2 separate regions of the Homo sapiens genome follow, and region 1 is linked to region 2. Evidence: chromatin loops called from intact Hi-C (ENCODE). Cell type or tissue: B cell. All regions are shown on one strand.

What was found. Hi-C counts contacts between places; a loop is a spot of excess contacts. Peaks named below come from ENCODE experiments on the same cell type or tissue, not always from the same donor. Only the 100,000 strongest peaks of a DNase experiment are listed, where the experiment ranks them.
Region 1: it touches region 2 in a loop (3-fold over the local background); 2 of 110 quality-filtered maps call a loop at or near these places.

What each region holds. Positions count from the first base shown.
Region 1 is chr7:155,006,352-155,014,351 of GRCh38, forward strand. No RefSeq gene overlaps it. Among named protein-coding and RNA genes, the nearest start is that of PAXIP1-DT, 6.9 kb to the left of the region's middle. In B cell, CTCF peaks have their summits at 1,784 (motif pointing left), 3,452 and 3,654; DNase peaks (open chromatin) are centred at 1,780 and 3,410.
Region 2 is chr7:155,376,512-155,384,511 of GRCh38, forward strand. It overlaps LINC03010 (long intergenic non-protein coding RNA 3010), which reads left to right and starts at 5,565. Exons shown (of 3, transcript NR_147174.1): 1 at 5,565-5,804. RefSeq lists enhancers at 1,575-2,075, 4,811-5,622, 5,623-6,434. In B cell, CTCF peaks have their summits at 3,799 and 4,002; DNase peaks (open chromatin) are centred at 1,580, 3,800, 4,680, 5,630 and 2 weaker places; H3K4me3 peaks cover 693 bases; H3K27me3 peaks cover 7,041 bases.

The DNA of each region.
Region 1 (8,000 bases), 370 kb before region 2:
AAAATTAGCTGGGCATGGTGGCGTGCACCTGTAATCCTACCTTCTTGGGAAGCTGAGGCAGGAGAATCACTTGAACCCGGGAAGCAGAGGTTGCAGAGAGCAGAGATCACACCACTGCACTCCAGCTTAGGTGGCAGAGTGAGACTCTAAATAAATAAATAAATCTGCTATTTAAAACCCCATCACCTAGTCAGTATTTGTAAAATATCACACGTGAACTGTGCAAGGCGGTCCACACAAGTGGATCTTACGGCAACAGCATCAGGAAGGCCTGGAGGCAGTGTCACACTCACTCACTGAGTCTCCAATACTACTGCTTGGCCAGTAATGAAAAATAAAAATGTTTACATTAGGTTAATTTCATGTGGATAAAGGATGCTCTGAGGCAGTCTAAAAAACTAGCATCCTGACATCATGAAGAGTAACCCATCTAGCAGAGGACGTAAAGATGGCAAGTCAATATTTAAAGGCAAGCGGTAAACTCAGAAATTATCTTCCCCAAAATGGCCATATGCAAAGTTATAGGAACAAAATATCATGTTGACAGTGCTGTATCTTATTCACAGTTAAATAAAATTCTTATCACTGGTTTTGTGACACTTTAAGGATGACCCATTTTAGGGTGATAGCTATCAGTTTATTAAACAGAAGCTATGCATTTGTTTAATTTGAAGCATATACCACTTCCAAATATGACACTGAGCATTAATATTTTTAGACTTCCCCCAGGTAAATTAAAAGCATGATCATTTTGTTGATAATCAGCCTTTGGAGAATTAAACAGCCTGCTTACTGCCAGTGCTAGTTCAGTAAATATGTTTCTCATTTTCTATTTGGCAAAATTAGATAACCTAAGCCTAGGAAAAATAAAAAATTAGAAAAAAAAAAGTAGATTTGGGGATATTTAACTCAAATTGCCCTTACTGGTGGAAACTCGAGGCAGTTACTTAGATTATTTCCAAATGGCTTTTTTTAAATGTATTTCTATATTGTATACAACAGTCTCAGTCTTCATCTCTCCTGTTCAGCTATCCATACATCCCTTAAAATTAGATATTTTTAATGTTTAGTAAACCTTCAGTTTGGGTTTATAGACAACATTTAACCTTCTCATGAAAGGGTCAGAATACTCCAGTTGCAGGCACAAACAGGCCATAGTTTAGTTGAAGGAGAAACTGCGAACTCAAAGGAGCACTGCTTCTCTGCAGGAAAGATCCCGTCAGTGGACCTGCGGGGCACAGCTGCCACCAGTGTCATGTAGCTATTCAGTGTCGGAAAACTAGAAATCACAAGTGAAGAGAAATTGTAAATTACCTCAAATTCTATGCCCAGAAGCAACCACTATGGAAATCCTTCTAGACATTGTCCCGTATAAATATATTTCCCTAAAAAAAATTATACCCCATACTCTGCCACTTCAAAAAAATCAAGACTGTTTTTCCATGTCAATAAATATCTATATCATTTAATGAATACATAATACTCCCTTGTTTGAATGTACAATATTCTGTATTGTTGCACATTTGTTGTTTCCAATTTAACAATTACAGTACTCCAATGAAGCAATCATCTTAAAATACATGTATAACGTATTATAATGTTCCATCCTTTAAGGTTAGAAACGACGTCCCATACCTGTCTCCCGTCACTCTGAGAACAGTGCGGTAACAGGATCAGCGATTCTCAACCATGGGCAATTTAGCCCCCTATGGCACATTTGACAACGTCTGGAGACATTTTTGGTTGTCACAACTAGGGGGTAGGGGATGCTACTGGCATCTAGTGGTGGAGGATAGGAAGCTGCTAAACATCACGCAACGCATGGGACCGTCCTCCATGACAAAGGACCCGTGCAAAATGTCAATAGTGCCACTGTTGAGAAACCCGGATTAAGATCATGTTGTAACTACATTTCAGTGGGATAAGACTTTGAAAGTTTCCACCGGGCACAGTGGCTCATGCCTGTAATCCCAACACTTTGGGTGCCCGAGGCAGGTGGATCACTTAGGTCAGGAGTTCGAGACCAGCCTGGCTAACATGGTGAAACCTCATCTCTTACTAAAAATACAAAAACTAGTTGAGCATGGTGGTGCGCACCTGTAATCCCAGCTACTCGGGAGGCTGAGGCACGAGAATGGCTTGAACCGGTGAGGTGGAGGTTGCATTGAGTCAAGATTGCACCACTGCACTCCATCCTGGGTGACAGATCTAGACTCTGTCTCAAAAAAAAACGAAAAAGAAAGTTTCTTGCACATAACGCCTTGGTGGCTTCCTTCGGACAGCTTTCTTCCAAATGGGACTTGGCTTCTGTCATGTGGCTTTGTTAGCTGTACAGATGGGGACAAAGCATGTAGAGTATCCTGCTGCAGTTTCTATGGCTGAGCTAGCAAGAGTGGCACACATACCTCCAGCCATTTCCACTGGCCAGAACCTGGTCTCCTGACACCTCCGTAAGCTGTAAAGGAGACTGCTGGGTGATGTGGTCTTCTTACACGTCCAAGAAAAGAAAATGGCATTGATGGTATCTTGCCAATTTTTGCCATTTTTGGTTTTCAAAAAAATTCTTATATGAATTAAGATTAGTGTAATATAAAACAAAATTCTCAAAGATAATTTCAAAAAAAATACCCGTTAGCTACTCAATAGATATTTGTTGAATTTGAGGTTACTGGCTTTATACATAGAGGATTAAGCGTATTCTTTTTCCCGCCTGGCCAAATGGTAAAACCCCATCTCTACTGAAAATACAAAAAAATTAGCCAGGCATGGTGGTGCACGCCTGGAATCCCAGCTACCCAGGAGACTGAGCCACAAGGATCGCTTGAACCTGGGAGGCAGAGGTTGCAGTGAGCTGAGATCATGCCAGTCTGGGCCACAAAGTGAGAGTCTATCTCAAAAACAAACAACAAAGAAACAGCATTATTTTTAAAAAGCAAACACAAGGTAGTTCTCTGAGGCATGTGAGGGATGTGTTAGATGCCTTCCATTTGTCCCACTCCCCATGTCAGATCTGTACTCCATCCTGCTCCACCTTTTTCTCCGCCCCTGGGTGCTGACCTGAGCAGATTATATAAGTAGAATCCCTTGCACATTGGCTTCTAGTTGAATTTGGTCAATGGGGAGTCCCAGCAGAAAGCTGGGCAGTGAGGGGAGGGAGGAGAGAGGTATGACGGTGTTTATTTCCCAGGTTCCTCATCAGGTTGCCTTGAGCTGGCAGAGGAGCCCATTCTATACAACTCTCTCCTTCCAGGTCCTGGGAATCTTTCCTTCCTCTCATCCCTTGGACCTAGGGTGGTGAGGGCTCACCTGCTTCTCCCCACAGGTCCCTTCACTCTCCATGCATCCTGCCTACACCTTTGTAAGTAGTTCCTTGATAAACCTTCTTAGATGATTGTAATTTGAGTGTGCTGCCCCCAGTGGTGACCCTGTTGTGATGGACAGGAAACTCTTACAGGGACAATGAGAAATTCTTAAAATATTGTGTCTGCTCTCAAAAAACTAACAAATACTTGGATGCACGAGCCTAACACTAGTGGGATTCTGTAGAAATGCAGCAGAGATTTAGAAAAGAGGTTCCCATGTGCCAGAATAGCTGGGGGAAACCTCTTGGATGGAGCGGGCTGAGGGGAATAGTTCTTGAAGGGAGAGGAGAAACCACTGAAAAGAGGCCAGAATACTGATATTGCCAAATAAAAGGGTGCACATTTTGGATATTAAATAACTGATGATTTAAGATAGAAATGGGGAGTAATAAGAAATAATAGACTGTGTCTAGCGTATGAAGATCTTGAGACCTCATCAGAGGAAGTTGTTGCATTTGAGACTTAGCATAATTCTGTGGCTGTGAAAACAGAAAAGAAAATTGCTTACCAGCTATTTAAAGTTAAGTACTTTGTGACAAGCTGGCTGTGGGATTGACTGTTTACTCATGTTGTGGGTAAACAAGAAGACATATTGAATCTTAACTCAGATTTTAACCGCTGGTACCTGTGAGTGTGACCTTATTTGGAAGTAGGGTCTTTGCCCCCATCATTAAGATGAGGTCCTACTGGATGAGGATGGGACCTAAATCCTGTCACTGGTGTTCATATAAGAAGAAGAAAATTTGAACACAGACACCCAGGAGAGTGCCAAGTGATGACCGCGACAAGGGTTGGGGTGACGTGTCTAGAAGCTGAGGAACACCAAGGTTGCGGCAGACACCAGAAGCTGGAAGAGGCCAGGACCGCCTCTCCCCTAACGCCTTCAGAGAAAGCACAGCCTGGCCACCACCTTCATCTTCGATTTCTGGCCTCCAGAACTGAGAGAATGAATGTCTATTGTTTAAGCTGCCAGTATGTGGCACTTTGTTACAGTAGCCCTAGCAAGCTAACATTCAGTATGTCTGAAGGGTAGTCAAGAGGAAGCTAGAAATTAAGATGTCGGCCCATGTTTGGAGTGGATTTAAGCCAAACAGCGTACTATGTGTGCCCTGCTAAAAATTATAATAACGAGAAATTGTTACAGCCTAAGAGTGACCCCAGGATTTGTAACTGACGTTGAGTGCCCAAGAACTGCGTGATAAGTCTATTAAGATAAAATTATTTCAAGTCCTCACTTTCGTTTCTTTACGTTTTCTCTCTTTTCCTATTAGCATATACACATCCAGTGGTCATTTGAAGCCCGGGTGCGTCAAGTGGTAAAAGCTTTCCCTGCTAGCTTATGCTGTGGGAACTAACTCCCAAAGTTCAGTGGCTTCAACAAAGCTCGCTTCTCACTCATGTGTTGGGCAGGCGTGGCTCTGCTGCTCTTTTTTCTGGAAACTCTGCAGAAGGCATAGGCAGTTCTAGTGACCAAGGGGAAAGAAGAATGGCAGAACCGCGTAATAGCTATAAAAATTCTCTCTGGAATTCACACACATTCCATTTGAAAGTCAGTCTCATTGCCAAACCTGATGTCAATGTGGAAGTGAATCTGTTCCTGCCACAGGAAGTTACTCCAGGTCATGGCAGAGTGGGCAGGGGTATGTCATCCTCTTCCTGGGAATACAGCAGGTAACTGAGGACAGCAGTATGTTCTACCCATGTTCCCTCTCAGTCACAAATGTGAATGTGTGTCCCTTCTGCACTCCACATCTGTGTCTTTTGAGAAGAAATTGCAAAAATTCCACTCAATTATAGCATCAGGCCCAAAGTGCAGGCACTCATGGGGGCCTCTACAGCAACTCTAGATGTGTCTTCTCTCAGTCTAGTCACAGATGGATGCCCGTCTTCCCCGACGTGCGGTGGAGCTGGGAAAGATCACTCCATTGAGAACAGGGAGAATGAATGCAGCCTGACCCAGTCACTGGTCCAGAGCGCTACGGACATCCCCGTGGGTGGATGTGGGAAGGGTTCCCCACCTCAACTGCCACTACCAGTTAAACTTCAATAAATTACGTTGCAGCTACACAAAACTTCTGAATCTCATGAGTCTGTGCTCACAGGCACAAGGGTGAGGTTCGAGGAGTTAGCTTGTGAAGCTACTTGATCACTGCGGGGTGAGAACCCATGGGTAAAAGCTTTCCTTTCTTTGCCCCATTTTTTGAGACATTTCACCAGGCTCCTCAGAAAAGGCCCCATTGATCTTGCACTGAGTCCCATTGGGTGGCCAGTTTGGTCACACATCCCACCCTCCCTGTTTCACCCCCTGCACCTGCACCCCTGCTCCCTGGGGTCACTTTCCCAGTTAAACAATTTGCACACAAGCCCTTGCTCAGGCCCTGCTCTGAGAGGGGCAATTCAGAGAACCCAAGCCAGAGCCAAAGCAAGTCACAAGGTGAAGCCCGCAGTGAACAGGGCAGGAACTGTAATCCTACAGGAAAGCAACCCATGGTGGGGAACAACACGCAACAAGCGACTGCAGTGGAAAAGTGGTGTTGTGGCTCTTGTTTCTTTGGTTGGGTTTTGGTTGTGGCTAAAGGCACAGTTCACAGTCCTCCGAGAGCATCTTAAGAGTTAGGATAATGCCATGGTTTCTAGTACATCACAGTGGACTTTCATTATTCAGAACTGTGTCATCTGCCCAGCAAGTAATTCCCTATAGTTTTCCAGAAAGCATTAATATGTTTACCAATTGCTGGTTCTTTAAAGTTAATGATTCTTCACACTGTGTTATCTACATTTGTCTGGGGCAGCTAAATTACTCCCAGTAACTTTGCACACACAACTGAGCACTAGCTTAACTGACATCATTAGGTGGCATCTAGAAGCTGTACTTGTTCAGATTCTGTGAACCAGCAGGGAGACAGCCCAGCATGGGACTCGTACCTGCATCTTCTCAGAAAGAGGCGTGTATACACAGAGGAACGGCTTCTTTTACAAAACAGTTGATTTAGACCTAACCTTTGTAGGTCTAGCATAGAGATGGACAAGTCCTAGGACTAAAACGAAAATACTAATCTAGGAAATAACAAAATTTTCTAAGTCAGGAGTGGCCAGCCTGTAGGGTGATTGAAGACTTCTATTGTTTCATTTATCGCCTTTGAAGCATGTGAAAATAAAACTGTTGTCACAAATTGTATTGGTCATTTGATTAAAAACACCCAGCAGCATTAACATGCCAATTGAACACACTTGTTTACACTAATTAAAAAATGAATGAATTAAGGATTCAAGTTTTGGAGAAGAAATTGTGCCCCATCTGCTTCTACTGGTGCTTTCCAACACCTTAATTAGATGGGCTACACTTAATTCCTGTGGGAGTTCCTAGGTCCCAGGTGTAGGAAATACACACTGAAGTAAGAGAGTCCTGAAATTTGGGAGATTCCCTGCAAATTGGGGCTACTCACCTTCCTGTAAGCAAGACCAAGTGTCTATCGAAGGTATTCTCTGCTGGCAAATGATTTATGGCGCTGGCTTTTGGGAATCCGTATTCGCTCACCGACTCCCACCCCGCAGAGTGCACCACGTGCTTGTCAGTTGCATGGAGCCTGAGAACAATGTAAAAAAATACTCCTGGCAGGATACCTGCTTAGATATTTTCAAGCTTAGAAAAATCATTTTTTCACACCTGTAATCCTAGCACTTTGGGAGGCCAAGGCAGGTGGATAGTTTGAGGTCAGGAGTTCGAGACCAGCCTGGCCAACGTGGTGAAAACCTGTCTCTACTAAAAATACAAAAATTAGCCAGTTGTGGTGGTGAGTGCCTGTAATCCCAGCTACTTGGGAGGCTGAGGCACGATAATCACTTAAACCCAAGAGGTGGAGGTTGCAGTGAACCGAGAGCATACTACTGCACTTCTAGCCTAGGCAACAGAGTGACTCTGTCTTAATAAGAAAAAAAAAGAAAGAAAGAAAAGAAAAATTATTTTTAATGGCACCAAGCAACCCAACCTTTTTCTTTATTTGGTTGTTGTTCTGAGACATTTCCCAGAGGTTAGGAATTTATATCCAAAAATAATGTTGACAGGCATGACAGTTTGGGGTTGAAGAGAGAATTGGGCTTGTTTGCAAAATCTCTTTAATTTATCTCAGACATTTCACCAGCTAATTAATGAAGATCCCAAGCCAAGATCTAGTTCTGTATCATAACACCCTGAAAAGATTTTAACAGCTTCTCTAACTCTAACTGCCTCGTCTGTTGCTCCTGTTTAACACTGTGTCCGTCTCCAAGATGACGGGAGTCAATCTCACTTCTTTCAGAGACTACACTAAGGTTGAGAAAGGTGAGGCCCAAGGAATTCAAGTGAGTTTCTCATTGTCACAGTTACTGGCAGAGTCTGGGTTACGCTCTCCTTTTTAGACTTATTCTAATTCATTCTTTAAAAACATTGAAAGGAAAGAGTTTTAATTTCATATACAATAGAAATAGAAAAGAGGAAAACTCTCTAAAAGTAATATTTATACTACGGAAAAATCTAACTTTATTTTGGTTGAAAAGAGTATACAGATTTATATTTTTTGTAGCTAATACATATTTCTCTTTTGGAAGTGGTTGAAGTGGAAGAGACAATTTTATGTTTAATGTCTCGCGTCAGTTTTA
Region 2 (8,000 bases):
ACACCTCTACAGAGAAGGTGTAGTCTTTCCTGGTTCCATTCCCAATAGTATGAGGGTTATGTGTGAAGTTATTTGCATTTGTGTTCTCTGTCATTTTCAAATCACGGAATTTAAGAAGTATGTATAAATAGATTAAGTGCACAATAATACAACAAACCTAAAAGAGTTGGCAAATTAAACCTTGAAATTCTTTACAAAATTCCATATCTTATAAAGGACAACCATTAAGGGGACTTTGGTGTCAATATTTTCTGTAATGCAAGCCCTTTAATACTTTTCCACCACAACCTAAATTTGTCTGTAATCAAGCTACTGAGATAGGAATGCTGCATTCTCATTTTCCTCCTCCTATAAGCCTCTGTACCAAAACATTCAAAGGCCAGGCATTTACTTTTTATTTATACATATTAAAAATTTCTTCCAGGAGTGAAGTTTCCAAACACAACGTGTCTGGACAGGAAGCAAATGTTGTTTTAGGGGAAAGTTCTAATAACCCCATTTATGCAAGCACATTAGAGCAGAAAGAATCATTTCTGTTAGTTAACATTTTTGAGCCAGAAAATTAAAAACAAATATTTAACTTCCCAATTTGGAATTCAGGCTGGCATTGACGTCTAAACTTTGACAATGCATACTCAATGAATTAAACACAATCTCTACTAGCCAAATAAAACTGCCTTCATGTGGCTCAAAATAAGTTTGAATAAACTGAAAGATAAATAAAATGCACGGGGGACACCCAGGAAGAGAGCTGATGTGTGTGAGCTTGGCCAAAAGACGGCTTTTGGACTCTGCTCAACTCAGGGGTTTTATGACACCTAATAAAGCTATACTTAGAGAAGACAAATATTCAATAAATATGAGCACATACTTACAAACATATGTACTGTTTTCACTTTTCTTCTTCCAAACCTACTTTTACAGCAGTTTATTATTGGATATGAATTTCCCCTTCTCCATTTCTCATCACAAATTAGGTGGGCTCCTAAAGCGTCCCATTTCTCCCTTTAGATTTGGGGCCCCCCAGCTGATAAAGGAGTTGTGATTGCAGGTGGATTTGATCTGATTTCCCCTGAACAGGCTGGCGGTGGGAAGCAGGCATTGGAGTCCCACGGCTCACTGGACTGCAGCAGCGAGCCCTTCACGGTTGCAAAGGAAGGAAATTCCTAGCGGGGCAACTCTTCAGCGTCCGCCCCACAGACCTAGCACGATGTCCTTTTCTGTCTCAAGATACATCTGGCTGGGCTTCCCTAAAACCGGGCTTAGTTGGACTCCTTGGACCTGGGGATGAATTCTTGCCAACTATCTCCAAATATTTCCCCTACACCATGCCAGTGCAATTCATGTCTCCAAACCCCCTCTCCTCCACAAAAACGAAACAAAACAAAACCCCAGGTCCAGGAGCTCAGGCCCAGGCCGGATCCAAGACGCGGCAGCCAGGCAGCCCCGCCGCGAGCCTGTGCGGGCTTGAGCCGGCTTGGCCCCCGGAAGCCCCAGCCCCGCGCTCGGCAGCGTGCGCCCAGCGCCCAGAAGAAGCAGCTCCAGGCGGCCGCGCTCCCCGTCCCGCCGCGGTGCGGTCGGATGCCCAGCTCGCGTCCAGACCCGCGGGATGCAGACCCGGATCAGTCAGGCTTGAGGGCTGCTCCGCATAGACCAACGTCCGGGGAAGGCACACAGTGGCCGAGGGCCCGCGCGCTTGGGCTACGGCTGTGATGGTATCTGCGCTGCTTGCGCCTTGGGGATGGGAGGCCGCCTTTGCTGACTGAAGGGCCTGAAGAGGAGGCTTCTGGGGTCCCTGTAGCCTCACCCTGGATTCACAAAATCAAACACTATCTCCTTTCCCCTTCACCACCCCCACCCCACGAATACACATGGTGAAGAGAGGTTCACTTCTGTTCCTGTTGCTGAGTTTCAGCTATGCCCCTCGGCCTCGGAGGATGGCTCACCTTTACTGTGAATTTCTAGCTGAAAGAACAATGCTGAGAACAGGGATAACAAGAGGACCTCTCTAACAAATGCATCTGCTAGTTACAAAAGGGCTGGGAAGAACGGCTCAGGGACATTCCTCCCAGACCCAAGGAAAGGGAATGGAGACACATTTTGATGTTTTCTACATACTTGGTCAACTTGCAGCTACTATAGAACCCGCTCCCCACGGCCAGCTCTTCCTCCTGTTTTAGGGAGAATTTTGTTCAACATTCTACATTCTAGGGACCCTTCCTCATCAGATTAAGTGCAGAGTTACAGCAAAATAAGTCAGAGGAGAAGGATGGGGTAGAGATGGAGCGGAAGCTGGCGCTGGAGCCACTGTGTCCTGCCGGCTGCACCTGCACTCAATCTCAGGTACCATGCTGGACAGTGGGGAAAACAAAAACCTGGAGAACAGCCCAGAAAACTCCGCCAAGGTTTTATAGCTTAAAGATGGGGAGAGGAGGAGGCAGGAAGGGTTGGGCTCTGCAGGCCTTTAGAACGATCGGAGGTCTAATGAAAATAAATACCTTGTAAACATGTGGGTACCAAGTAACCAGAAGAGAGCTTAGACCAAGAAGGTCGGGGGGTCTTTTCCCACCTGTGAGAAAATAAGAGATCCTGGAGCTCTGCAGCCTTAGCAATGAACTGGATTACTGATTAGTGTTTAGAGGCACCCATGCATGAGTTGGCAAACCAAGCCATTGAAATGTGGAATCAGCAGGATCTGGCTTTTTGAATGTCCATTACTTCTCATGTACATGCATATCTATGTTAAATATGGAAAAGAAGAAAAAATTTAAAAGAGAAACAGAACCCTGCTTTACCAGATTAATCAAAATGGAATGATAGATTCTTGAGTTTGAAATAACCCCCGCCCCAGGAATTCTCCAGCGTCTCTGCAAGAAGCTCTCAGACAGACAGCAGTTAAACAAGGTCGGCAAAACCGACTCTCAGATTCAACAAACTGCTCTTTCTGTTTCTGCAACAGGAAGAAAACATTCCACGAGCTGATGGAAGCCCTCACAGACATACATCTGTTATGGCTTTCCCAGAATCCTGACCCCTGGACAATTCTTTTGGGAACACCCTTCTCTATCTAAGGAAAATGACATTCCTAAACCCTGCCCTGCCACCTCACATATGCAGAGTCTGAAAGGGAAGCCAAAACCCCTTGGTCATCCTCACTCTCAGCCCTCTGCCCAAAAGGGGGAACTTTGATCAAATGCAACTTTCTTCTCCTTTGGCCCCAAGCTTCTGTGCCCTCAGTTCACACTCACCCAGAATGCAAAAGCATTTGGATTCAGTGCTGTCCCCTCTGGCTTTCTGTCTGTCATTTGGCCTGGAAAGGACGGTCAGAAATGCCATGGACAGTTACAATTCGACTCAGTAACTTCCACATGGCTCATGAATGTCCTTGGCCACCCGGGAACTGCAGCCCTCTGCCCCCCAAGTTAATTGCTAAATGATTTGCAAACTTAAACAATTATACATTCTCTCTTGACTTGCCCCGAAGAAATCATGTTAATTTATGACACACTCACATGATCCTGATTAACAAACCTAGACTAAATTTGCATGTGGCAAAATGCAATACAGATATATATTTTAAAAAATAATATAAGCAGGTTTTTGCCAACTCTTTTCTCCCACGGTTTAATGACCTACCATCCTGGTTCATACGTTTTTTAACACCTGACTTTGGATATTTTTTTAAAATGAATCGATTTGTAGTCATTGCCTGGCTGCCTGTGGGGAAGGAGCTCCTGCCGTTGGCAGACACCTCTGCAGCCAGGCGTGGGGTGTCCTTCCATCAAAGCAACGCCAGGGGGCAAGAAGCGTTAACAAAGCCCGGGACGCTCCGCACTCTCCCTTTATCTACCCGTGTGTGCGTGTCACACTTTCCAGGGCGAAATGTCATTTTGCAAGGTTATACATTTCCAATTCCTCATAGAGCCTTATCGCTCATCATTTACCTCTTGGGCACAAACAAACAGCCTCTTTAAATAAAGCCAGGGAAGGGAAGCATATACCTTTGTACAATTAAAAATAGCACAAGAATGCCAAAATGTATTGGACCTTGCTGTTAATCCGACTTACCTGGCTGACACTCTGGCCTAATCCTATTTTCTCCTCGCATTAGAATGACTCTACAAGGCTACGTTTTGTTCTTCGGGAGCACAGTTTACCTGGCCAGTGGGCTGAGGATCAGAGAAGCCTCACCACCTAAGGTGGGGAGAGGGGCTGCAGACTGCCCAGCCTGGCCCCAGCCTGCTGGAGGTCCCAGTGCAGAGCCTGCTTGGCGAGACAGAAAGCAAACGAAATCACTCAAGGGAAACTTCGCTGGAGACAAAACACATTCAATTTCCTGAGGATTCTGCTTTCTCTCAGGAATTATTTGCTTTTGCCGAGGCACATTAAACAAATTAAACACTAAAAATGGAAGCTCCTTTGCTTCCTGGCTCAGAAAATAGTTTTTTTTTTAAAGGATATAGTACGAACAGTAATACAAATGAAAGAAAACAGTAACACTCTAGCTCTTTAAAATAAACTCATGTGGGCACCTAAAGTCCTTTTTGGCAAATTCTTATCTTGTGGGGCAGTGCAGACAATGGGAGCTTGTGCTAAACGGCTGCTGTCACTCTGCTGACATTCCAGGAAGCTTCCACGCAGCTACTTGGGCATCTTTTCACACCTTCACCTTCCAAACCGCAGTCCCTGGTGATCCTGACTTTTGCAGCCTGGCTCTGGGTCCACACGGGGCTGGAGAAGGGGATTCGGTCTGAATGGGTTCGTGGAGGGTGGGGCAGGGGGCTGAGCTGAGGAACGCGCTGGCGAGGGAGTCAGATACTGTTACTTCGTATTTTAGGAATGTATTTCTCCTGCACACCCCTCCCTCCCCTGCCCACCCCCCTCTCCCAGTATCATTGCTCTTTGAAATGTCATGAACTTGGCGCTTTCAGACCAAACCGCCGGGCTCAGGCCCGAGACAATGGGATTGTCAGAGGGCCAGCGCGGAGCTTTTTCTGCGTGTTCACGGAGCGTTAAGCCTTTATCCCACAGAACGGCTCTGTCTGACCGGGTCAGACAAAAGCCAACTTGCATCTTCCGCTCCGAGGGGATCTGGGCAGAGCCCGGGTACAGCCCTGCGCGGCCCCAGGGAGAGGGGGGAGAGGGCGCGTGTCCCCAGCCCTGCCAAGTGGCGTGGGGAGCGCGAGGCCCTCCTCGGTCAGAGCCACCAACTCTGGTCTCCGTGGACATCCCCCTTCCCCCGCCCGCTCCCGAGGCTCTAGGGCGGCCTCCTGGCCGCTGCCTTCTCGCACCCAGGGTCTTCGGCCTGGGCTCCACACCTCAGGCCCCTCAAGTAATCGGCCTCTTGGTGGCCGGGCACTGCCTTTCCGGCTGCTCTCTGCACCCGTCTGCCCCTCCGGCCTCCCCTGGCGGCTACAGGCGTCCGGGGCCCTCGCTCCCCAGCTCCAGGCGTCCCGGGAGCCAGGCGCGCAGCGGGGCGAGTTCTCGTGTCCGTGTGAGCGCGGGCGTGTGTATGCGTGCGCGTGCACGAGCGTGAGTGTGCGTGAGCGTGAGTTTGAGTGTGCATGCGGGTGTGAATGTGTACATGTACACGAATGTGAGTGTGAGTGTGCATGAGCGTGAGCGTGCGTGTGCGTGCGAGTGTGCACGAGCGTGACTGTGAGTGTGCGTGCGTGGAAGCGCGGCGGGGAGCCTGGCTGAAGGCCTGCTGCCTGCATGGCTGTCAGAGAAAAACAGAAGTGGGAGCCTGCTGCGGGCTCCGAGAGGACTTGATGGGAGCCCTGGCGCGCGCTGGGCACCGCGCGGTGAGTGTCGGGGGTGGGGGCCGCGGGTCTCCAGCAGCCCCTGCCCTGTGCGGACCGCCGCCCCGAGGGTCCCTGCTTGCGGGTCCGGGGCTGGGCGTGCCTGGCTCCCCCTTGCCCCCTGCTCCACCGGCAGGATTCAAGGGACGAGAGCTCTGGGCTGCGGAGAGTTGCCCTGGCTGGCCCCGTCCTGCAGCAAAGGGCGGGCGGCGCGAGTGGAGTGTGCGGGGCAGGCTGGGCGGCAGAGGGAGCCCAGGGGAGCCCATGGCATGGCACCGCCAGTGTGGGCTTATGAGGAGGTGCAGGCCGGGACCTCAGGCTGTGGGCAGGACCGCAGGCAGCGGCTGGCAGGCTCCAGGCAGGCTCTGGAGGACCCGGGATTTAGGTATTTATGCAGTGAGAAGGCAGGGGTTTGGGTGTTCTTTCTCCCCTCTTCCTCCTTGGAATTCAATTTCTTCGAAGGGCAGGGGGCAGGCCGGGAGGGAGGGACAGAGAAAGAGGCCGCGAGCCACAAATGCCGCCCCCCATCTGTTCAGTAGGGCTCACTTCCTGAGGCAGGGGTCCCTAGCACAGGGTCTGGGGAAGGCAAGGTGGGGGGTATAGGCTACCCAGATAAGGAGGGACTTGCTAGGTAGTGGCCCTGGGTCTTGAGGGGCTGGTTCCATCCCGATTGGTCCCCTGGTGCCTGGAGGGCTGTGGAGGGTCCCAGGCCTAGAGTTGGGGGCTGAGTGGGAGGACGGGCCTCACAACCTGGGATTTCTTTCCAGCTTCTGGGTCTGGATCTGGGCCTCCAGTCCCCAGCTGTGAAGCAGGAAGGGAGGGAGGGAGCCTTTCTGAGACCCTCCAGCCTCTACCCTGCAGGAAGAGGTGGATGTAACCTTGAGCATAACCTTGAGCAAGTCTTCCCAGCTTTTTAGGCCTCCACTTCCTCACCTGTAAAAGGAGCTGATGGGGGTAGACCATGTCGAATGTTACTTCTGGCTGAAACATTTTTTGTTGTGTTTTGTTTTAATTTGTGCAGAGTTGGACCTACTCTCTCATGGTGCAAATTTATTTCATTTCAGTTTCCGAGGCCAGGCATAGAATCCCTGTATATTCCCAGGGACAGTGACGCCTTATGCAGAGGATGGGCAACATAGAAAATAACCCTACCTGGGGGCACAGACAACTTATTCTTTAAAATGACCAAATGAAGCTAAATTGAAACAAAATTTTTTTTAAGTGAAATGAAACCAGTGATGCTGAGACTGAGTTGGCAGGCTGGGGAGGAAGACCTGGAAGCGTGTGTGGGCTCTCTGGGGAGTGCTCCTGGCTGGGTGCGGTCTCGGGTGGCCAGGCTGGGCAGAGGCGTTTCAGGATTTGATGGGAATCTTTGGCCTTGAGCTGTCTCCCCTACCTGCAAAGGCCAAGGCCTTCCCTCCACTGGCTGAAGTTGGTTGGGCTCTGCCCATCCATCCGAGCCTGCAAATTACTCACGGGGGGCTGCTAGTGCTGCCTGTGCAGGCTGGGGCCAGATGGGAACACTTTGTGGGGGCTGGCCAGCCTGGGACAGCAAGCAGCTGCTAGATTATTCCAACCCCTTTCTGTGTTCTTCACACCAGCAGGGGCTGGGGAGGCCGAGAGCCACAGCACAGCTTCAGAGAGGCCCCTTGGAGGTGTTCACAAACCCCCTGCTTCCCAGGAGGGGCACCCAGGTGTAGTTCCAGCCTAGCCTCTTTTCCCACGCCCGCCTTCTCTGGGGGGTGTCTCTGGGGGGTGTCTGGTCTGCGGAGCAGGGTCCAGACTTGCTTGTCTCCACGCTTCTCAACGCCTCCCCTCCACTGCCTCCTGCCTGGCTTCTCAGCAGCGGTGGGTGCTGGAGGTGGACTGGGTCATCTCCCCAGCCTCCCCAGCCTCCCCAGTCCTGCTCACCTGTTGGGGAATCACTGCCTGATTGTCACTTTACCCCTCTGCATCAGCTTCCCGGCATTGCCTTAGCGAAGTGCCACAAACCGGGGGGCCTACACAACAGGAATGTGTTCCCCCACAGGACCGGAGTCCAAAGTCCAGGCGTGGGCAGGGCCCTTCCCGCCCTGTTGGCCTCTGCTGTCTCCAGGAACGCTTGCTCCCTGGGCTCAGAGGTGCAGCATCCCAAAGCCACCTCTGCCTTCGCCATGTGGCTCTCACATGGTGCGCGTCTGCCCTTCCCATCCCGGCTCC